Linked DNA regions of Homo sapiens: all the other regions are linked to region 2. A link is an interaction called in ENCODE POLR2A ChIA-PET data of the cell type or tissue named here. Cell type or tissue: MCF 10A. All regions are shown on one strand.

The links. ChIA-PET counts read pairs that join two places held together with the same protein. Peaks named below come from ENCODE experiments on the same cell type or tissue, not always from the same donor. Only the 100,000 strongest peaks of a DNase experiment are listed, where the experiment ranks them.
Region 1: POLR2A ChIA-PET joins it to region 2 with 27 read pairs; 5 of 35 experiments call an interaction of 5 or more read pairs at or near these places.
Region 3: POLR2A ChIA-PET joins it to region 2 with 15 read pairs; 4 of 35 experiments call an interaction of 5 or more read pairs at or near these places.

Annotation. Positions count from the first base shown.
Region 1 is chr2:55,954,211-55,962,210 of GRCh38, forward strand. All of the region lies in intron 3 of LOC105374690 (a long non-coding RNA gene), which reads left to right. Among named protein-coding and RNA genes, the nearest start is that of MIR217, 25 kb to the right of the region's middle. In MCF 10A, a CTCF peak has its summit at 7,295 (motif pointing left); DNase peaks (open chromatin) are centred at 651, 3,151, 4,301 and 7,271.
Region 2 is chr2:55,764,946-55,772,945 of GRCh38, forward strand. LOC107985811 (a long non-coding RNA gene) reads left to right here. Exons shown (of 3, transcript XR_001739192.2): 2 at 3,319-3,443; 3 at 7,909-8,000. Among named protein-coding and RNA genes, the nearest start is that of PNPT1, 75 kb to the left of the region's middle. In MCF 10A, a CTCF peak has its summit at 6,870; DNase peaks (open chromatin) are centred at 4,766 and 6,886.
Region 3 is chr2:55,835,510-55,843,509 of GRCh38, forward strand. The region is part of intron 2 of LOC112268416 (a long non-coding RNA gene); the gene reads left to right. Among named protein-coding and RNA genes, the nearest start is that of EFEMP1, 84 kb to the right of the region's middle. RefSeq lists enhancers at 1,038-1,814, 1,815-2,591. In MCF 10A, no CTCF peak of the experiment used is centred here; DNase peaks (open chromatin) are centred at 3,852, 4,162 and 7,822.

The sequences.
Region 1 (8,000 bases), 190 kb after region 2:
CAGAATAAGAAAACATTCTTAATTGCTTAATTTTAAGCAGAAAAACAATTCCAACAGAGAGAGAATAGTTTTCTTTATGGAGATACGATATTCACGTATCCTTATGGAAAATATCTTCCCAAGGGCATGTACAGATGAACATTTTCTGATATGCTTGTTATCTGCTGGCCACATGAAGTGACTCTTTAGCAAAGCTTACATGAGAGATTTGTGTATTGCCCTAATGTAGGCATGTGTAGCCTGTGGTGTGTAGGATTGGCTCAGAACATTAATTAAATTCTTCCTGCTATTTTATACAGAATGTACTGTCAGTTTATAGTGTCTGTAGAGTTCTTTCAAAGAGTCTAAGATCTACCATTTTATAGCAAACAGTCCATGTCAAGTCTGATTTCTGAATCACTTTCTCATAATTCACTGCGTTTCTGGTTAGTGATACTTGAAGAAAAGTTAGAGAAAAGATAGGTGCTTGATAATACATAACTGGTATGTTCTGTATTCCCAGGTTTTTGAAAAATCAAACCAGTGGTGATATGCTAAAAGCTAAATTTTGTAAAATGTTAAACATTCATGAAAGAAAAGCTAGGTTTCCTGCCAGCCTTGCGGTCAGCAGCAGTACTCTGGCCTGATTACTTAAGCCGATGTTTTTCCTAAATCAGTCATGAATCAGTAATTATCAAGTTTTGCAATACTAGGCAATTCTCTTGAGAACAGCAAATGATTTGTAATGTTAAGTTGATAGCTTTTTTAAAAAAAAAAACGAAATAATTTGGCTGCTCTTGATGGGTTTCCCTGGGCACTGGGCAGACCCCTATTGATTTAATGGGCTTTGTCTGTGGAAGCTTGGTAGATTTATCTTTCTTACACGATCAAATAGCACATATTTGTTTTCTTTCTCCACAAAAATAAGAATGCTGCTGGTGTGTAGTATATTGGTTTCGCTTCTATTCATTTGGCTTAACTACTTAAACCACAGTTTAGTCACAAAATGGAAAAAAATGAGAAGTCATAGAAACAAAATCAAAAATCAAGATTTTTTGCTTTATTTAGTTTCTTCCAGCATGTTTTGGAATGACCTGCTGGTAACTGTTTTCTTCTCCTATAACATGTTCTCTTTTGTGTATGGGGATTATAGATCCTAGAGTTGGATCTATAAGGGACTTATAGGGACTTTGTGAAAAAATTTTAATTCAGTCCCCTGATTTTTGAAGCCCATGGGAGTTTAAAACCTGTATCAGTTACAGAGCCCAGAATTGGTTTAATAGGGATCCAAACATGGGCTGTTTTTCTTACACAGTGGCATCGTTTCAGAGACAGGATACCCGGAGCTCAGCGAATGACATTGTTTGCAATTTGCTTTGAGGTACTGCGTGATGCTGGGATTTTTTTTTTTTTCAGTATACTTTAAGTTTTAGGGTACTTGTGCACAATGTGCAGGTTCGTTACATATGTATACATGTGCCATGTTGGTGTGCTGCACCCATTAACTCGTCATTTAACATTAGGTATGTCTCCTAATGCTATCCCTCCCCCCTCCCCCCATTCCACAACAGGCCCTGGTGTGTGATGTTCCCCTTCCTGTGTCCGTGTGTTCTCATGGTTCAGTTCCCACCTATGAGTGAGACCATTTTTTGTCCTTGCGATAGTTTGCTGAGAATGATGGTTTCCAGCTTCATCCATGTCCCTACAAAGGACGTGAACTCATCATTTTTTATGGCTGCATAGTATTCCATGGTGTATATGTGTCACATTTTCTTAATCCAGTCTATCATTTTTGGACATTTGGGTTGGTTCCAAGTCTTTGCTATTGTGAATAGTGCTGCAATAAACATACGTGTGCATGTGTCTTTATAGCAGCATGTTTTATAATCCTTTGGGTATATACCCAGTAATGGGATGGCTGGGTCAAATGGTATTTCTAGTTCTAGATCCCTGAGGAATCGCCACACTGACTTCCACAATGGTTGAACTAGTTTACAGTCCCACCAACAGTGTAAAAGTGTTCCTATTTCTCCACATCCTCTCCAGCACCTGTGGTTTCCTGATTTTTTAATGATCACCATTCTAACTGGTGTGAGATGGTATCTCATTGTGGTTTTGATTTGCATTTCTCTGATGGCCAGTGATGATGAGCATTTTTTCATGTGTCTTTTGGTTGCATAAATGTCTTCTTTTGAGAAATGTCTGTTCATATCCTTCACCCACTTTTTGATGGGATTGTTTGTTTTTTTCTAGGCAATACCTTTCAGGACATAGGCATGGGTAAGGACTTCATGTCTAAAACACCAAAAGCAATGGCAACAAAAGCCAAAATTGACAAATAGGATCTAATTAAACTAAAGAGCTTCTGCACAGCAAAAGAAACTACCATCAGAGTGAACAGGCAACCTACAGAATGGGAGAAAATTTTTGCCATCTACTCATCTGACAAAGGGCTAATATCCAGAATCAACAATGAACTCAAACAAATTTACAAGATGCCAGGATTTTAAACAACCAGTTTCTTGGTTGTCCGGGTCCCCTCAGGCTGTTACTCCTCTTCTGCATTCACCATCTCAGTCCTGTATACTTTACTCAGGAGACCTGTATAACTGTCTTGTCTATCTCCTGCTTGTTTACTTTTGGAGGCACTCTTCTTGGGCACATCTTTGACAACAGCTTTGCTTGGAGTTTCCCAAGAATCTGGATGTGCTAACATTCATGAGGGACCCTCAGGGGTCAGCATTGGAAGAGCCTTTCAAAATACTCTAGAATCCTACACATCTTGTCTTCAAGGGGCTTTTTTTTTTAGTTCTTTAGTTAGGACTTCATAATGGAGTGCCCTTGTCTAATAACTATGACCTTTTTTGAGCACTAATGAGTTTTGGCATTCTGAAGCTCTCCCCAGATACTGACTAGCACCCTGGGAGTTTGGTCAGGTTCTTGGTAGAAGTTCGACCTTCCCATTCTCTGTTTCCTCACCACCATTCAGAATAGGCTCTGGTACCCTGAATAAGCCTAACCCATGGCTAATCTTCAACATTGAAAACCTTGCAGTGTGGGTTCCCAGGTTTTATTGTGTTATCAAGGGGGAGCTGCAGAAATTCACACAATCACAGGACTGGAAGGGAGCCTACTGGTCATTGAATGCTTGCATCACCCCTACCAAATCACTGCCAAGTAATTATCTAGCTTGACGGGAAACTTATTACCTCCCAAGGCGGTTCATTTTAATTCAGACAGCTTCAACTGGTGGGAAATGCTTTTTCATACCTATTCAGTTTGATGTGTTTCTTGTATTGAGTAAACCAGAATTCCTATTAATTAAACTCCCCATAGTCTTTCCAGAGTTGACTTAACCTGTTACTTTTGGGAGGAAAACTTATTTACATTTATGGAACTTGGTGGATCCTGCCTTGTGAAATTCAGAATGCAGTCTTACATAATCAACAGACTTTTAGTGGGCATTTAATGTAAAACACTTTTTCAACTAAATTGAATTATTCTCTCCAGAAAGCAGTGATGGCTAGGACAGTAGTGCTTATAGAATGTGTCATTATTTTGGCAGCTACTGCCTTGGACTCTCAGTTATTTTATATGCACGGGTCTTGCCTGCATAGCCTGTTGCCTGTTTTGTTTGTTTGTTTGTTTGTTTTAAAAAGAGTCTCACTCTGACACCCAAGCTGGAGTGCAATGGCATGATCTCAGCTCTCTGCAACCTCTGCCTCCTGGGTTCAAGTGGTTCTCCCACCTCAGCCTCCTGAGTAGCTGGGCCTACAGGTGTGTGCCACCACATCTGGCTAATTTTTGGATTTTTAGTAGAGATGGGGTTTCACTATGTTGGCCGAGCTGCTCTCAAACTCCTGACCTCGTGATCCACCCGCCTCGGCCTCCCAAAGTGCTGGGATTACAAGTGTGAGCCACTGCACCTGGCCTAGCATAGCCTGTTGTTAAGCTCCTTGGAGTGTGGACCTGTCTTGTATGTGCAGTCCCCAAAAGGCCTTACTCATGACCTTGCATTCACAAGATCAGTTAGTGAAAGAAAGTGAAAGTGCAAGAATTGTTCCTCCTGACACTGAACTGCTTTTCTTGTTTGCCCAAGGTGATGAGTGGTGGTAGTGGCAGTGGGTACATATGTGTTGGCATAAGCCCAGGGCCAACTCTCTTTTATTGAGGGTTTTAGAGCTAATCTCCCAACAGAAACAAGTATTCCCAGGCTGGCCTACAAAAACCTATCCCATTTCTGTTTCTGACATAAGCCTGCAGCACTGGCGGAGCTACAGTTGGGGTTAAATTGACACTTGGGTGTTGGTCTGGCAACCTGACAACCACATACCAGGAACACCCTTCTCCACTCATCTGCCTGGTGCATGCTTCCTCATTCTTTAGGCCTCAGTGGAATGTCTCTTTGTGGAACCTTCCTGATCCGCCCAGGCAGAGGGCTCACCTCTTCTTTCTTGTTCTCACCGTACTGCGGATAGTCCTCTATTTTTCCAAATGCTGCCTTGCATATGTATCATTTCTATCACTGTCTCCTTTGTTCTTCTGTGAACTTCTGGAGGAACAAGGTTGTGTCTCACTTTCTCTTCTCCTGTGCCAAGAACTGTGCAAAGTAAGAAGATACTCAGTGAATGTGTTTGAAGGAATGACTACTGAAGTGTATGAGTTGTTGGTGTAGAGACATGCATTCCCAAGTGCTAGAGAATCTATTTGCAAGCATATTTTTGAAAGATAACATTTTTTGAAGTTGAATATTACTTGCACTGCTTTGTGTGCTGTCAGGGTTCTGCCATGGTAGCCAAGACTAAACAGCATCTTTCCAGTTAACCCAGTGAGGGTCCTGTGGTATGGCTAAGCCACGAGCTGGAACAGGAACCAAGTGAGGCAGGCCCTGAGGATATAGACCTGTTTTAGACCCTGAGAGAGAACAGTTGGCAAATAGAAGGTGGTATCCACTGGGTATGACAAGCAAGCATGGATCAGAAAAGCAGCTGGCTTTACAGAGTCTAATGGAATAAGTGAGAAGTCCTAAAGGTGGATGAATGTGGCAGTAGGAATCGAGGAAGATATCTTGTACTTCTGATGCTCTCAGGTGTAGGCTACTGATGGTCAGCCAGCATCAGGGAAGGCTGCCAGGAGTGAAGAGGTAGGGGATTAAAGGACGTACTGACAAGGACCTGGCAGAGCTCTAAACCAAGAGGGACACTGGTGTAAAGTCTTTTTGTCATTAATTTAGCAAATATTTATACCTACTGTGAAAATGCTTTCAAGAGGAGGCGAATTCTTGATCTGATTATCAGAAGGAGAAGAAAGAAGATGCCCAGTTACCAGCATTGAGGCATATGATCAGGGCTGGACTAACTAAGTACGGTGACATGATGTGAATTCCTCGTTACGGCGATAGAGCTCCCTTAGTGTCTTTTGTTTCCACTTAGGATTCATCCTAGAGGCAGGATGGGGCAGAGCTTCTGGGGTCAAATAAACCCAACAGCGGCAAGAAGAAGGCCTAGGGGTTAGAGTACCAAGAAGGGCCTGACAAACCATCACTTGACTGATAGAACTGGATCCAGCCTAGAATTGTTCATTAAACCATTAAATTGTTGACTGGCCACACCAAATGGTGGCATTACATAGCACAGTACAGGCAACATTGATTTTAATAACATCTTCTACTTGAAAAATAGTCCATACTTACCAAAATACTTTCACATTTCACTGGATTCCAAAGTTCTTTGATATAAACAGGGTGTTATATCCATTATTTTTTAGAGGACATCAAAGCACTAACAATTTAGATGGATGGTTTAACTCCTAGTTAGCTAGTGGCAGAGGCAGAACTAGAACCATGGGCTCCTTATTGATAGGTCACTACTCTTTCCTTTATCCCACTGCTTTGCTTGTGTGATGCTGTGACAACTTTTGGAGGCCACTTTTGCTGAGAATTCAGTCCAGGTCTGATTGACTTCTGGGAAACAGGACCTGCTGAGTCTAAGCATTCAAGAGTATACACTCAGCCATAATCATGAGCCCACGTATTGTTTCAGATACTTGCTTTAGGAAATATGCTTCAGTTCTGATAGTGGGCTATTATCTCTTTTTAGGAGGTCTCCTTAAATGTACTGAAGTAAATTAGCAATGCTAGAGATTTTAAAATATCAGTTTCTAGTAAAAATGCTTCAATTTTTGTGAATTTACCATGTTGCTGCATTATTGAGCTCCTCTGATGTGTCAGGCACTATTGTAAGATTTGAAGACATGGCAATAAACAAAATAGAAAAAATTCTGTCTTCGTCATAGGGCTTTTATTCTAGTTGGGGAGGGGTTATTTGTGAAGGAGACTAACAAAAACCAAGTAAAATATAAAGTATGTCAAATGTTGATAAGAGAAAAAATACAACAGGGAATGAGGACAGGATATGTGGGGATTGGGGGGACAGGGGTTGCAATTTTAAATAAGATGGTTAAGGGAAAGGCTTCACGGTAAATGTGAAGGAAATACATCGCTATGTACATCTTCAAAATCTACAAACATCAATAGTAAATTTCCAAACTACTTATATATAATTACTAGTGAAAAAACAAAAAAAATTAATGGGTATATACACACAGCCACACCTACACACAGATGCATGCACATATATACATATAAAATCTAGCACTTACTTTTCAAATTAACTCCCCACTCTTTATGCACCTAACAGATGAACTAAGTTTGAATTTATGTTTTTGTGCAACTATAAGAATATGGAATGTAGCTATTACTAATCTCTGCTTTTTTATTTGCAGACCTCCCACCGTTTAGCTCAGTGATAAAATTCCACAATAAATTTTGACTTGAAAGATTTTAGGATATCATGAAAATGGGAATGACGAATGAAGGCTGAGATGAGGCAAATATTTGGCAAATCCCGTGAAGCACTTAGAGCAAGCTTTATTAAGTGTGGTGGAATCAGATAATCATTACTGTTTTTATTTTTATCTGGGGTCAAACTTAATTAAAATAAAACATTTTCTGTGGGTTTTCTAATTAGCCTAACAATTTATTGGTCTCCAAAGATCTTTGTAGATGGTAACTTTGGCACAGAGTTCTAAAGCAGAGGACTCTGTAGATCTGGAAAGAAGTTGGAAAATAATTTCTTTAAAAACAAAACAAAAACCGTCCCAGGAAACACCATGAGAGAATGTTTTGTGACATATTGGGAATTCAGTTGAAAGGTATTATTAGGGAGTCTATGGCAAGCTGAGTCCCCAAATGCCCAGTTGATCGTAGTTCAGAACCCCAAAGACCTAGCAGGAAATGTTGTAGCTGCCCTCTTGTGGTCAAATGGAAAGTTTTGCCTCTTTGTCTTAATACTCATAAGAAACAATGATACATTTTTTCCCTGGAGTTATTCATTTAATAATCTAAGAGTAATGAAACATTTAACATTTTCAGATGGGCTCAAAAAAAAACACCTTCCCCCCAAAGCAAGATTCAGCAGATCAGTCAATACATATGTTTTAGTGGAACAAAACTCCTGGCTATTGGTAAATTATAATAAAATTGTGGTCCCTTCCACCACACCCCAAGTAAAGTCATCTGAGGCTTTTAAAGGAAATACCTAAGTCTACAAATACTTTCTGGTGGAGTTGGTGGGGGCTAACTGCAGAGGAATATGGAGGAAATAATATCGGGAAGTGCTTTGGTGCTTGTCAGCTGGGTGATCAAGGCTCAGTCACTTCACCCAAGAGCTTAGACTTTAGTTTTCTCACATGTAAAATGGGACTGTTCAAAGGCAACTTCTAATACCACTTTTAGCTCTGAAACGCTATAAATATGTGACCAGATGGACAAAACAAACGGCTTTTTGGTCTCTGGGATTTCTTTCCTTTCTGTCCGTGTGGCTTTATGATTAGTGAACCAAAAAGTTGTGAGGGGAATTGCGTGATGAAGCCTTTGAAAATTGCAGGGCTACAGGGAGATTAGTAGAACTGCCCCCAATGGTCTTGTGAGAATTTTTCAGTTTATTCATACAAGTATTGAA
Region 2 (8,000 bases):
ATATCAACATTGGTCAACTGAGAGCCATGAACCATAGATAACCACTCGTTAGTGATAGTGATCAGTACAGACAGCCACTTTGAGTTAGTGTGTGTGTGTTTTTAAATGGGGCTTATGTTTTAAATGCCTCACGAACTTTCAAAGGGGCACTGAGAGAGTTATATCTTTAAATGCTATCGGATAGTGGCACAGTAGCCTTAAAGATGATAGGAATAGGATAAATTTGTTAATTTCACTGCTTGGCAATTAGGTTAACCATAGTTACCCTAATTTTCCCTTCATCTTCATGGTTATAACAAATGTTTTATGTAAAGGGACAGATAGTAAATATTTAGGCTTTCTGGGTCACTTAAGATCTCTGTCACATATTGTCATTTTTTTTTTCCTCCTTCTTCTCTTTCTCTTATTTGTCCTCCTTGTCCTCAATTCTTTAAAAACCATCCTTAGCTTGGAGACAGTACAAAGGCAGGATATAGGCCACTTTTGGCTCAGGGGCCAATAGATTTCTAACTCCTAGGCTATATCATAGTTGTTTCTTTTTTAAACACTTCACTATTAATGGAAAGTTAGGTTGTTCACATTTTTCACTGTTTCAAGAAATGCTGTAGTTAAACTCCTACTACTTGTGTTTTTGTGGATATATGCTGAATTAGTCCATTTTCATGCTGCTCATAAAGACATACCTGAGACTCAGTAATTTACAAAAGAAAGAGGTTTCATGGACTTACATTTCCACATGGCTGGGGAGGCCTTACAATCATGGCAAAAGGCAAGGAGGAGCAAGTCACATCTTATGTGGATGGCAGCAGGCAAAGAGAGAGCTTATGCAGGGAAACTCTTGTTTTTAAAACCATCAGATCTTATGAGACTCATTCACTATCATGAGAACAGCGCAGGAAGGACCCACCCCCATAATCCAGTCACCTCCCGCTGGGCTCCTCCCATGACATGTGGGAATTGTGGGAGTTACAATTCAAGATGAGATTTGGGTGTGGACACAGCCAAACCATGTCATATGCTAATAGAATCCTAGAATTGTAATAAATGGTTAAAGGGTATTTGTATTTATATTGAGATGGATATTGCCAAAATAACCTTTGCAAAGTTTGTACCATTTATATGTCCACAGATAAGAGTGTGAGAGTGCTATTCCCTACACCCTTGTAAAAACTTGATATTATCAAACTTTTGAATTTCCACCCATCTGATGAATAAAAATTAGTACTTCACCTAAAAAAATTGTATTTTCCTCATTCTTAGCAATGTCAGGAATCTTTTCATGTGTTTATCAGGCATTTAAATGTATTTCCTGTGAATTTCCTGTTCACTAGTTTTTTGTCCTTTTCCTATTAACTTGGAGAGTTCTCATTAATTCTTTATTTTACATGCTGTAAAACTTCCAAGTCTGTCAGTTGTCTTTTAACTCTGCTTAGAAATTTCATATTTTTATTTTATACAAATGAATGATCCTTTACTTTGTGACTTCTGGGGATGTTGTGTCTTGCTTTGGATGTGTCATTATCAGATGAGAAATATGTATTTATGATAGGATATTTGACAAAATTCCTATCAGGATTTGATGTAAGGAAAACATCAGTTTCTTTCAAACAACTTCTATGCTTTTTTGTCTTGGTTGTTAGGAAACTCAGTTAAATTGATGATTAAAGTTTGATAACTATCTTACTTTTTAAGCAATGCAACGGATAACACACATTGTCAGTGTTAAACGGTGGTTACAAACCTGAAAACCAAGACTGGGGATAAGCTGGGCACTATGAAAAGCTAACTTCCAAATCAAAATCTATGGCATAGAAATATGACATCAGGAGACCCTAAATATGAATGGATCAGCTTTGAGAATTTGAGTTTGTGACAAACTTGATCAGCAGTACAAGGGCGTTGGTGGGAAGCAAGGCCTGGAAATAAGGATGGATGCATGAAATCTAGGGCAGTCTGTAGCCATATGTCCTGAACCTGTGAGCTCACAACTTCTCCAGGCTCACAATCCTTTATCCACAATTCAGAAACCCAAAAAGCTCTAAAAACCCAGGCTTAAAAAAAATTTTTGTTGTCAAAATCTGACCTAAATGGTTGTGAGACCACTTAAAGTCTTTATTCTACTTAGTTTTAAAATTCACACATTTTGTGGTATAAATAACAATGTGATTGATTTTACATTGTTGCTCCTGGCCTTACTGGAGGGTATTGTGTAATATATGGTATATGTATCTCTTAACCTTTCTGGAATAAAAAAGTTGTAAATTCTGAAACATATCTGCTCTCAAGGGTTTTTCCTAAGAAATTGTAGACTTGTAATAAATATCTTACCTGAAGGCCCAGGCACAAATAGTTCCCTTCTTGCCTCTTTATGGTTTCTGATTTGACTTTCTAACATTATTTTTAATGATTCTGATGCATATGCATTTTTAGTATGAGCTCTCAATTTTTTTGGCAATAGAGGTCCCCTAAAAGGATCCACACTAATCCTTGCCCTTATGTAGTACCATCCTATATTAAGTCAGAGCTGCTCTGTGTGCCCATATAGAATATGGACAGATGTGAAGATGTTAGACTTTGGAGGCTAGGTTATAAAAGGCATTTCAGCTTCTCCCTTGATCTCTTGAATCTCTCTGCTTCTGGGGGAAGCCAGCTGCTATGTGGTGAAGACACACAGAGCTGCAAGGAGAGGCCCAAAAGGAGAGGAGCAAATTTGCCAGCCACATGAGCAAGACATCTCAAAGTGGATCCTTCAGCCCCAATCAAGCCTTCAGATGATTGTAGTCCTTACATACACCTTGACTGCAAAGTTATGAGACACCCTGAGTCACAACTGCCCAACTAAGCCTCCCCCATATACATGAGCCCCAGAAATTATGAGAATAATATATGACTATTATCCTTTTAGACACTAAGCTTTTAGGTGATTTGTTATGCAGAAATAGATAACTAAAACACTGAGTAATAACTAATAAATAATGGATTAATTAAAAAGTCTACAGTTTGGAAACTGTTTTCTATGGAGCCCCAAAACTAATAGATTTAGTGTGTTATTTAATTTCGGAATTTTATTTCCTGCATAATTTGCATATTGACTTAATCTGGTATTTTATGTATTTAATATTTTGCCCCTTTTTCCCCCTTCTCTGTCTCATAGAACTGCTGTTATAGTCAAATTTTTATAAAACCTCTTCTTTTGGGACTGTTCTGATTAGGGTTCAGAAATAGTTTTGTATTGACTACTCATTACTGTGTAACAAGCTACCCCAACACTCAGTGTTTTAAGACAATGACAATTTACTGTATCTCATGACTCTGCAGATTGACTGGGCAGTTCTTCTACTGGTCTTGCTCAGATTCCCTCACAGAGCTGGTTCTACTGGAGCTGGAGAGTCTAAGATGGTCTCACCATCATGTTTGGGACCTTGACAGGGATGATTGCAAAGGTAGGACCTCCTTCTTCACAGAGTCTTTCCTTGGCATTTAACCCCAAGATTTTTTCCATGGTGGCTGGGTCCTAACAGAGCAAAGGTAGAAGCTCTAAGGAGTCTTGAGGTCGAAGGTCTGGAACTTTCACAGTGTCACCTCTATTACATTCTAAAGGTCAAAGCAAGTTACAAAGCCAGCCCAGATTCAAAGGGATGAGGAAAAAGTCTCACCTTTTCATCAGAGAAACAGCAATGTCACATTGAAAAAGGGGCACAGGCACAGGGAGAAGTGATTCATTGAGGCACATTATTATAATGATAAACCACAAGCTTTATTAAGAGAGACATAAATCCTAAATTAAGATTCTGGTAGCTTGAATTCCTCAACACAGGGCCAGAAGATTCACAATGATTAAATTCATCAAACACACACATATTGAGAATCTACTATGTGCTGGCTCTAGAAAAACAAATTATATAATTCCTTGCTTGAAGCAAGAAACATACTTATTCCCCTAGTTTCTTTAAATGCAGTTCATTAGGATCAGAAAATGAGGGTTCTACATCAACAAAGCAACAGATATTTCTGGAGTGCTTTCTGTGCTTAGAATTCTACTATTTATGCCTGAGGTACTTTGCTAGGAGATGAATGTGGCAGCTTCTGAGAGATACTGATGCTCTCTGCAGATGTGTCTGTGGATCACACACGCTTGGCCATAACATCTGCCCTCAGGGTGTTTGATAGGGCATTGGAGTCCCGTTGGGCTCCACCTGCCTTTCCTCTTACACATTTTCCCATATGGCAAAGATGCCAGAAGTGAACTCTCATGGCTTAAAATAATTGGAGTAGGTGTCAGAGGGAGGTTATGGAATTGTCTGCCTGTACTTTATGAATAGAACAAAGTGTTGAGCATTAGATTACAGAGACCTGAGTAAGACATAAGTCATTAAATCATAGAGCTGAGAGAAAAAATGCAAGTTGTCTGGCCATCCCTCTCATTTAAATGATAAGAAAATTGAGACTCAGGGACATTAAATGACATTAAAATATCTATTTAGCAGCAGTCCTGAAACTACAACCTAGGAATTATGATTTGCTCTATGGTGTTATTTCAACTAGTTCTTACCATCTTAAAGTCTTATCTTCTCAAAGAAGAGAAATATCTAAGCCTCACTGAGATTTAACTTAGTATGTGCCAAGCAGTGTGCTAAACTTGGAGTTTCTCAAAGAATCCTCAACCAGAGGAGTGGGTGTTGTTAGTATTCCTACTTACAGGGAAGGAGAGCTTTAGTAACTTTCCCAAACTGCCAATAATAATTTCAGAGGCAAGTTTTCACCTAGGTGTTCTTACTCAAGAGTGTGCTCTGAATCATTGTGCCAGTCCTACTCTACGCATGAGGGTGATAACACTGAAGAACCCAGAGGAGGCTGGGAGCCTGCTGAGGTTCCCTGTAAAGTTTTCAGGTTCCAAGTGGGGAGCGCTAGAGAGAGGGGACATGCACCCCTGGGGGCAGAACACAGCCTGGCTCATGGTAGAAGCTTAGGCTGGGTTTATTGAGTGAATGTTCAAATACCCCAGCTTACTGATGGACCAACAAGTCAGTAGAGTATGGATTATGAATAGAATCTTTTCTTTCTTTTCGTCTTTCTTTCTTTTCTTTCTTTCTTTTTTTCTTCCTTCCCTCCCTCCCTTCCTCCTCTCTCTCTTTCTTTCCCTCCCTCCCTTCCTTCTCTCTTTCTTTCTTCCTTTCCCTCCCTCCCTCCTTCCTTCCTTCCTTCCTTCCTTTTTCTCTTTCTTTCTTTCTTTCTTTCTTTCTTTCTTTCTTTCTTTCCTTCTCTCTCTCTCTTTCTTTTTCCCTCCCTCCCTCCCTCCCTCCCTTCTCCCTTCCTTCCTTCCTTTTTTTCTCTCTTTCTTTCTTCCTCCCAGGCTGGAGTGCAGTGGTGCAATCTCGACTCACTACAATCTCTGCCTCCTGGGTTCAAGTGATTCTCCTGCCTCAGCCTCCCAAGTAGCTGGGGTTACAGGCACCCACCACCATGACCGACTATGAATAGAATTTTTCTTTTACACTGACAGATATTGCTGATAACAATCTTGTCCTAAATGCATTAAAATCCAGCCATTCTATGGCACACATAATAGATCCTTTTTTCATAGTCTACTTCAGAAATAATTAGATTTGTGAGCCATTCATTCATTCATTCGTTTCATTCAAGAAATATTTTTGAACATGAGTTATGTGCAAGAAGACATTGTACTAGGCACTGAGCCACTTCAGGGCTACCTTAGAGGCTGTTTCTACTTTCCTTGTAGCTCGGATTGTGTCATCCTATTTAAAATGGCTCCTGGTGCTTTCTTCTTTTCCTTTCTTGAGGTGACAAGATTTGCACATTCTTATTTAAGTTCACAGCACAAGTAAAATTAGAAAGTCATATGTCTCACATGATTTTAGATCTGGCATTTTTTTAAGGGGATCCCAGAAGGAAGGAGCATAAATCTGTCCTTGGCCAATTTGAATTCAAAATACTTGTTTTATTAGAGGCTAACTGATGTAACAAAGCCACGGATATATAATGGCTAACACATAAAATAAGTTTATTTCTTGTTCACATACAATTCTATATGGGTTTTTCTGGTAGAGAGGTGAATCTCCTCCAAGTGATAACTGGGACACCCAGTTCCTCTCAAAGTTGTCACACATGTCCACATCAAGCAGCAGAAGGAGGAAGAGCATGGACGGTCATACATGTGAAGTTTTTATGGGCTTGACATGGAAGTGGCATACATGTTTCTAATTACATTCCTTTGGGGAGAACTCAATCACATTGTCAGAGTCTAATTGTGAGGGAGCCTGGAAAATGTACACCACCATATTCCCAGAAAAGAGGCAATCGTTTGATGAACAGCTGGCCAGTATCTGTCAAAGTGTTTATATACAACACCACACACACACACACACACACACACACGGGATCCTGTGAATTACAATATTTATTTGAAAAGAAGAGAAAGGACTGTAAAATCTTTGAGCTTATTTCACTTCTGTCTTAATACACTAACCCACTTTTAACCTACCCATTTCTTTGAATTTCACGTACTTAGAAATTTAAGTTTTTCATTTCATAAAATTAAAAAATTACATTAGCAGGTTTCTTTTGAAATCACGTTCAGACTTTTTGTCTTATAAATGAGAAATGAGGTCAGAGAGGTTAAAATAATTTGCCTAAGATCCCACGATTGATAAAGCTAAGACTTCCAGAGGTTTCTTGATTTTTTCCTTTATCTTAATTTGAAATAATATCAATAACATATGCTCAAACCGTTGTTACCTGTTTTATATTTAAACCTTACACAAAACAATTTTTTCAAATTCATTTTGTAGAAAGTCTGCTGCGAATATTTTTTTTTTCATGGCTAAAGAAGTTCTTACTATAACCTTTAGATGGCACAAGTTAGCTAATCCAAGGCTTTTTTGTAGCTACAGTAATTATAGGAGGTTAAAGAAAAGTTTATGGAAAACTGGAGCACTGAATAATAATTTAGATAAAGTAGGGATGTAATCAGCAAAATTTCCTTGCATTTAGAATCATTATTCTGAATGAGATTTTATATACAAGAGGCAAATGTTTAGAAGATTTTTCGGAGGTCCTCTAATTGTGCCAATGTCAGGAATAATTAGAAATAAATTACTCTTGGGATAGATTTTTGGGTACAAATTGGAATTGGAGAAGCTTTTCCAAAGTGGATAGAATATAAGTCTGGGAGATAGGAGGCCTCTGTTTTCCACAAGTCCCCAAATACACAGGACAAGTTCTCTCTCCGCTGGCTTATGCATGCTACTTATTGCAGCTCCTCATTTGCTAATTATTTATCTCACCTGGGTGTTCTGAAGACCTATATGACAATGACTGAAAAGCTTTTTATGTACCTCTGTAGGACAGGGCTACAGCACAATACTGTGCGCTTATTAGGGCTACAGGAATTGTTTGTAGAATTGAATTCTCCCACTTGATTTTCTTTTTCTCATTCCTGTGCCTTGGAGGAATGCGAAAAAGTAAATCCTAGGTGTTAATGAAAAATGGTATTTACCCAGTGCCTCTTATGTTGCCCCGCCCTCTTATAGATGGTGTGAGGAAATCTGCTGTTTCCTGAAATGTGGTTCGGTTCTGAAGACAATAATTAGCTAAGGAAAAAAAATCATACACAGAAGAGGCAATATAAAACCAAAACACTGAGTGATTGTATGCACAGTTAGTGCTTTTGTTGTGAGCATGAGCAAACAGTTGTCATATACACCAAAGAAAGCAAAAATGCATTGAATTGAGGAAGGAGATAGTAAGTGTTCCTTTGGTATTCACTTAGAATGTGCTCTTTGTCCTCACTGTGTCTAATTTTCAAATTTCTATGATTAATGAGTGTTGGAATCTGAATTAGAGTTTGAATATGCTAACTTCCTTTTTCCTGACAATGCCTGTTTCCAGGTTTATGTAACAATGCGAAGGAGGCAAAGCAAATCGATGGTGTTCCTTGGCTGTGCATGGTAGGTCCTTTCTTTTTTTTTTTTTTTTAATTT
Region 3 (8,000 bases), 71 kb after region 2:
AGCCCATTTACATTTAAGGTTAATATTGTTATATGTGAATTTGATCCTGTCATTATGATGTTAGCTGGTTATTTTGCTCGTTAGTTGATGCAGTTTCTTCCTAGCGTCGATGGTCTTTACAATTTGGCATGTTTTTGCAGTGGCCAGTACTGGTTGTTCCTTTCCGTGTTTAGTGCTCCCTTCAGGAGCTCTTTTAGGGCAGGCCTGGTGGTGACAAAATCTCTCAGTATTTGCTTGTCTGTAAAGTATTTTATTTCTCCTTCACTTATGAAGCTTAGTTTGGCTGGATATGAAATTCTGGGTTGAAAATTCTTTTCTTTAAGAATGTTGAATATTGGCCCCCACTCTCTTCTGGCTTGTAGGGTTTCTGCTGAGAGATCTGCTGTTAGTCTAATGGGCTTCCCTTTGTGGGTAACCCGACCTTTGTCTCTGGCTGCCCTTAACATTTTTTCCTCATTTCAACCTTGGTGAATCTGACAATTATGTGTCTTGAGGTTGCTCTTGTCAAGGAGTATCTTTATGGTGTTCTCTGTGTTTCCCAAATTTGAATGTTGGCCTGCCTTGCTAGGCTGGGGAAGTTCTCCTGGATAATATCCTGAAGAGTGTTTTCCAACTTGGTTCCATTATCCCCGTCACTTTCTGGTACACCAATCAAATGTAGATTTGGTCTTTTCACATAGTCCCATATTTCTTGGAGGCATTGTTCATTTTTATTACTCTTTTTTCTCTAGTCTTGTCTTCCTGCTTTATTTCATTAATTTGATCTTCAATCACTGATATCCTTTCTTTCATTTGATCAAATTGGCTATTGAAGCTTGTGCATGCATCATGAAGTTCTCATGCCATGGTTTTCAGCTCCATCAGGCCATTTAAGGTCTTCTCTATACAATTTATTGTAGTTTGCCATTTGTGTAACTTTTTTCAAGGTTTTTAGCTTCCTTGTGATGGGTTAGAACATGCTCCTTTAGCTTGGAGAAGTTTGTTATTACCGACCTTCTGAAGCCTACTTCTGTCAACTCCTCAACATCATTCTCCGTCCAGCTTTGTTCCATTGCTGGCGAGGAGCTGTGATCCTTTGGAGGAGAAGAGGTGCTCTAGTTTTTACAATTTTCAGCTTTTCTGCTCTGGTTTCTCCCCATCCTTGTGGTTTTATCTAACTTTAGTCTTTGATGTTGGCGACCTACAGATGGGTTTTTGGTGTGTTATGTCCTTTTGGTTGATGTTGATGCTATTCCTTTCTGTTTGTTAGTTTTCCTTCTAACAGTCAGGTCCCTCAGCTGCAGGTCTGTTGGAATTTGCTGGAGGTCCACTCCAGACCCTGTTTTCCTGGGTATCACCAGCAGAGGCTGCAGAACAGCAAGTATTGCAGAACAGCACATATTGCTGCCTGATCCTTCCTCTGGAAGCTTTGTCCCAGAGGGGCACCCACCTTTATGAGGTGTTTGTCCTCCCCTACTGGGAGGTGTCTCCCAGTTAGGCTACAAGGGGTTCAGGGACCCACTTGACGAGGCAGTCTGTCCATTCTGAGAGCTCAAACAGCATGCTGGGAGACCACTGCTCTGTTCAGAGCTGTCAGACAGGGTCGTTTAAGTCTGCGGAAGTTTCTGCTGCCTTTTGTTCAGTTACGTCCTGCCCATAGAGGTGGAGTCTATAGAGGAGTAGGCCTTGCTGAGCTGTGGTGGGCTCCTCCCAGTTTGAGCTTTCCGGCTACTTTGTTTACCTACTCAAGCCTCAGCAATGGCAGACGCCCCTCCCCCCGCCAGGCTGCAGCCTCGCAGGTCAATCTTAGACTGCTGCACTAGCAGTGAGCAAGGCTCTGTGGGTGTGGGACCCACCAAACTAGGCACGGGAGAGAATCTCCTGCTCTGCCAGTTGCTAAGACCATGGGAAAAGCGTAATATTTGGGTGGGAGTGTCCCTTTTTTCCAGGTACTGTCTGTCACAGCTTCCCTTGGCTAGGAAAGAGAAATCCCCCCAACCCCTTGCACTTCCTGGGTGAGGCAACACCCTGCCCTGCTTTGCCTTGCCCTCTGTGGGCTGCACCCACTGTCAAAACAACTCCAATGAGATGAACCAGGTACCTCAGTTGGAAATGCAGAAATCACCTATCTTCTGCATCGATCACGCTGGCAGCTGCAGACCAGAGCTGTTCCTATTTGGCCATCTTGGAATGGACCCGGCTATTATTATTATTGTTTTTTATTGTACCACTGCACTCCAGCGGTACAATCTTGGCTCACTGCAACCTCCTCCTCCTGGACTCAAGTAATCCTCTCACCTCAGTCTCCCAAGTAGCTGGGACTACAGGTGCATGCCCACCACACCTGGGTAATTTTAGTATTTCTTATAGAAGCTGGGTTTGGCCATGTTGCCCAGGCTGCTCTTGAACTCCTGGGCTCAAGCGATCCACCCACTTCAGCCTTCCAAAGTGTTGGGATTAAAGGCGTGAGCTACCATGCCTGGCCTAGAATGGCTACTATTAAAAAGTAAAAAAATAATATGGTAGGGAGATGGCAGAGAAAGAATGCTTATACACTGCTGGTGGAAATGTAAAGTAGTTCAGCCATTGTGGAAAACAGTGTGGTGATTTTTCAAAGAACTTAAAATAGAATTACCATTCATCCCAGCAATCCCATTATTGGGTATATACCCAAAGGAATGTAAATTATTCTACCATAAAGACACATGCACACATATGTTCATGGCAGCACTATTTACAATAGCAAGGCCATGAAATCAACCTAAATGCCCATCAAATGATAGACTGGATAAAGAAAATGTGGTACACCATGGAATACTATGCAGCCATAAAAAAGAATGAGATCATGTCTTTGCAGCAACATGGATGGAGCTGGGGGCTATTATCCTAAGCAAACTAATGCAGAAACAGAATATCAAATACTGCACGTTACAGAAACTGGGGCCTACTTGAGGAGGGAGGGTGGAAGGAGGGAGAGGATTAAAAAAAACTACCTATTTGGCACTATGCTTATTACCTGGATAATGAAATAATCTGTATACCAAACCCTGGTGACACATAATTTACCTATATAACAAACCTGCCTATGTACCTCTGAACCTAAAATAAATGTTTTTTTAAACAAGATTGTAAAGTGTAGCATGCAGTTATATTGCGATCGAGTTCTAATATTATAGGTATTAAAAACAGAGGAAACACAGAGAGTAAAACTAATTCTGAGAAGACGCTTATAATTATGTGATCTTGGTAAAACTCATGTCTCAGCTTGTTAAGTTAAAAAAAAATGATGTAAAATGCTGGCATTGGACTAAATCCTAATTTCCTTCCTGGGTGTCAGATTTAGCTGACTCTTTCTCCTGCCTGAAGTGCTCTCCTTATACAGCTTGTTCCACTTTTATGATGCTATTCATCCTTGAGCAATTGTGGGATAGATCAGTGTGAAGTGTATCATTTGTTTTTAACCTGCTCTGGTTGTCAGTGGAAACCACAATATAAGGGGTAAAGACACCCAGAATTGAAGTGTGCAATATTATACACAACATTAATATGAAAGCAGTGCCAAAATGGCAAAATGAGGTGGTGAAAAGAGGCGACCACCCAGAATCCTGCAGTACTTAGTGTTAATAGATATTTACAAACTTACTAACTTGAAATTCCTTTAGGCATCATATTCCAGATTGAAGCTGCTGGGAATTCCTACCCTTATTAATTTTTATCTCCTCTACTCTGTCCTCCCTACATTTATAAAAAGCTACTGCTCAAAGGGTTATTTGTTAGTGGTGTCGAGTGTCTCCACCATTGAGGACTCGCCGTATTTAAAGTACTCTACTGGTGTTGAGTAAATATTTGCCAATGTTCTAAATGCCAGGGCCTCTTGACAACTCAACAGGAATGTTGCTTAGGCAGGAATGGGGGAAGGGCAGAATATTTCCTATCCCTGCAGCTGTGCAGCAAATTTTGGAGGACTGGGCTTAATGCCTCCAAAAAAATGTACCGCATTACTACCACCTTGATTGTTGTTACTGTGTTGGTGACCACATCTCCCTCAGGCTGCCTTAAAATATTGTCTTTCATGTTGACACTTTGGAGGAGATCAAGAATTCTCTTCTGCTTTGGATTTCGATAAGTGTTTGAAAAAGGAATCATGAAAACGTAGGTCTGCAAGGGTATGACAAAGCAAGCTGTCGACCTCACAATGAGGGCTCAGCAAGTTGCTTCATGTTTTCTATTCATAGCCTCCTCCTCTCTGTCAGCTCTTTTGAAGTACTCATAAAGCAAAATAGGCTCATTAAATATGAGGGGGTAAATGAAGTTGGCAGTTGCACCTAGTTCAAAAAGCCTTTCCTTTTTAGATGTTTACGCTCCAGAAAAAAACAAAACAAAACAAAAAACTCAGAAGATGAATGCCTGCTATCAGTGGCTATTCATGGCCTCCCTTTTGGGTAAGTGATGTCAGCCAGGCTTTGGAAGATGTGGGTATTTTGTTCCAGATCTAGCACTAAACTGGTCCACAAAATTAATGTCACAATGAAAAGCCAGGAAAGTCTTGTTTACCATTTCATTTACTAAGTTTGCATATAAGGATAAAGACTATTTAGAGTTCCTTTCTAAACAGTAAAGGAAATTTCTTCATCACTCTTCCCACATGGGCAGCGGCTTGTCCTATGTGTACCCTCTTGCTGGCAGGGACAGGCAATGGTTCTGCCCTGTGGATCAGCTCTTCCAACCCTTAGATTCTGTTCTTTGATGAACCTTTTCCTGCACATTTGGCTCCTTTTCTGAACCTACAGCATCTACATTTTAATGAGCTGAAGGGGATGCCAAGATGCATAAGAGATGGTCTTAACCCTCAAGATCTTACTGTCAGTAAATGAGGTAACGTGATGATGTTCACTAAACTGCCATATGCAAATGTGAGGTAACTTGAGCAGATCCTTGAAAGATGGAAAATGTTTCTTTGGTTTCTGGTTGTGGGAAAGGACATCCCAAACCAAGGGTATAGTTTGAGCAAAGGCACAGTGGCTTTTCTAATCAGTGGACACTCTTTTTAGTCCTTATTCTATTTGGCCTGAGTAATATTTGATGCTGTTGTCCACTTGCTTCATCTTGAAGTTATTCTCTTGGCTTCAGACACCACATTCTGCTGTGTTTACTTCCGCTTTTCTGATGGCTCTTGTCAATCTCATCTCCAGGTTTCTATGAGTGTATATATATACTGATGATGCCTTGCCTATGTCTCTAGCCAGGCTGCCCTCTTGAAGTTCAGACCTATATAGCTAACTTTCTGCTGTGCACATTCATATACACAGCTCTTACTTAAATGCCTTAAGTTCTGCATGTTCAAAACCAAACCCATTATCTTTCTCCCCAAATCTGCATCTTCCTCAGTTTCCTATCTTAGTGAATAATGTACACCCAGTTATTCAATTCAGAACCATGGTATAATCTTGACTCCTCCCTCCCCAACACCTTCCATGTAAAGAACCACTAGATCTTTTATATTTTATTTTGTTTTATATCTCTGTATGTGTCCAGGTCTTTCCATCTCTATTGCTACCTTTTTGGGTCAGCTCACCATCATCTTTTGCTTGGATGACTGCAGTAGCCATTTCCCTTCAACTTTCCCTCCAGGTAATTCTTTCTCTACGTTGTAGCCAAAGGAATCTTTCTAAGGCACAAATACGATCATTGTGTTTTCTTTCCTTACAACCCTCTAATATCTTCCCTTTGCTCTAAGGATAGTGTCCAGGTCCCCAATAAGGCTTCTTGTCTTTCTCATTCTGGACCTGCTGACCTCTCTTGCCTCATCTCTTGCCACCACTCCTCAAGCTCCCTGAGCTTCAGACATTTTGAAGTGCACCTGCAGTTCACTCACATACCAGGCAGGTTTTCCTATCTCTCAGACTCCGTGCACGCTCTTCCCTATCTAGCACACTCTTTTCCCTTGCTCTTTCTCTGGTGTTAGCTGGGAAGTCACTGCTTCTACTGTATCCTACTGGCCTGTTTACTTGTCTATATTCATTTAGGCCAATACTCCTTATAGAGTCTGGAACATTCTAGATAATCGGTAGACACTTTTTGGATGAATGAGTGAGTGTTAATGCATGAGATGGCTTAAAGGAATGGCAGATCACCCAGACTGACTGGAGTGGAGGATATACAAAAGACAAGAGTGGAAGATATGAAAGAAAGGTGGTTGGGTGTCTTACACTGGGTTTCCTGAGCACAAACTGTGAGATGAAGATTCCAGTGCAGGCAATTTATTGGGGAGTGCTCTTGGGATTAACTCCTGTGAGAGAGTGAGGGAGTGAGAGGGGCAGGATATGGCAGAAGGTGAAGTTGAACTGAAATGAAATTGCAACAGGGCTGTCAGCTGATCCCATGTGGTAATTAGAAGCTGGCATAACCTCACAAAGTTCTGAATTGAGGCAAGGGGCTGGGGCTGTGTATCTTCACAGCAATCAGTCATTGAATGTGGGCTACCTCTGGGGAGGGGGCGAACTCAGGACAAACTGCTCCTTTGCCAAAGGCGATTTCTGGCAAGGGGTTCAACTATGACCTGGCAGAAGCCAACATTGCTGGTATCTAGGGGAATGATTATCCTGGTAGAGGAGGATCTGGGTGGCATTACCACATCCACTACACTGGGCCCACTTCAGGCCAGATTGAGGAAGTTTTGCTTTATTTGGTAGGCCTTGGGATGCCATTGGAGATGTTTACACAGATAAATCATGTGAGTCAGAGCTGTATTTGAGAAGATTAGTCTAGTTGTATGCTCAGATTGGATTGGAGGTGGTGGATAAACTGCAGATAGAGAGGCCATTGGGAGACTATTGAAATAGTCCAGATGAAGAAATAAAGGCCTGAACAGGGGTGTTGGCAGCAGAAATGGAAAAAGCGGTGGTTGCAAGAGATATGTTAATGCTAAAATTCCCAGGCCCTGGTGACTAATTGAATATGGGGAATATGGAAAAATCAAAGGTGATTTCATAATTTTGAGCCTAGCTGAAATGTATGAATGATGGTTCTGGCAGTAGATATTTAAGAAGGATATAGGTTTGGTGTAGATTTGTTGAATTTGCAGTATGACTGCCACCCAAGTAGAAGTGGCTTACAGGTGGCTGGGCAGTTTCTTGGGAGGGCAAAATACACATACATAAAAAGTTCTATGATGATATGAAGATGTTCATGTAGCAGTATTAGCATCAAATTTGTGTAAAAGAAGTTAATGCTACAAGAGGCCAGAGAAGACAGAAATCACTGTAGCCAAGAAGTGTTCATGGAGGAGGTTGCCTTTGAATGGGGTCTAGGTGCAGGTGTTAGATTTATGATGAGGAAGAAGAGATAGGGAGGGCAGGATGATGACATTCTGAGTGGAGCCAATGGTTTGAGCAGAGACAGAGAGGTAGAAATTCATACTGCATATTTAGAATACCATGAGAAGATCAGTTTGATTGGAACATAGGATTCATTTAAGGAAAGTTTGGTTTAAAAAGTTGAACAATTGATTGCGGAGAAACTTGAATGACAGGCTAAGTGATAGGGAGCATAAAGGAGTTTAGGTGATTTTTTGGTAAAACTTTGCCTCTGTTTCTGAAGTTTGATCCTTTCATCTGCCTGGATGTGGGTCTTCAGAACCCACAGAACTAGAACTCTCCACTCGAGAGACACTTGTGCTTGTGATACAGAAGGCTACTGGTCACTGAGAGTCTTTTTCATGGAGATTGTGTGACGGCACATTGGAGGAAATTCCAGCTGCATGTGTTTCTGAGGCTTTTACATCCACAGTCTTTGCTTAGCTTTCATGAGGCACAAAGAATGTGTGGCCTAATTGGTGAGCTGGTTTACTGGCTCACCCTGAAAAGTAAACATTGTGTATCTGTAAGTGGAAATTCAGTATGTGTAATCTAGCTGCCTAGTCACGCCTGCCCCAAACGCTGTTGAAAACTTTGACCAAGGACTATAAAACTGTCAAGATCTGGGGCCCAAGCTTGCTTTCACACCAAATAATTCATTACTGA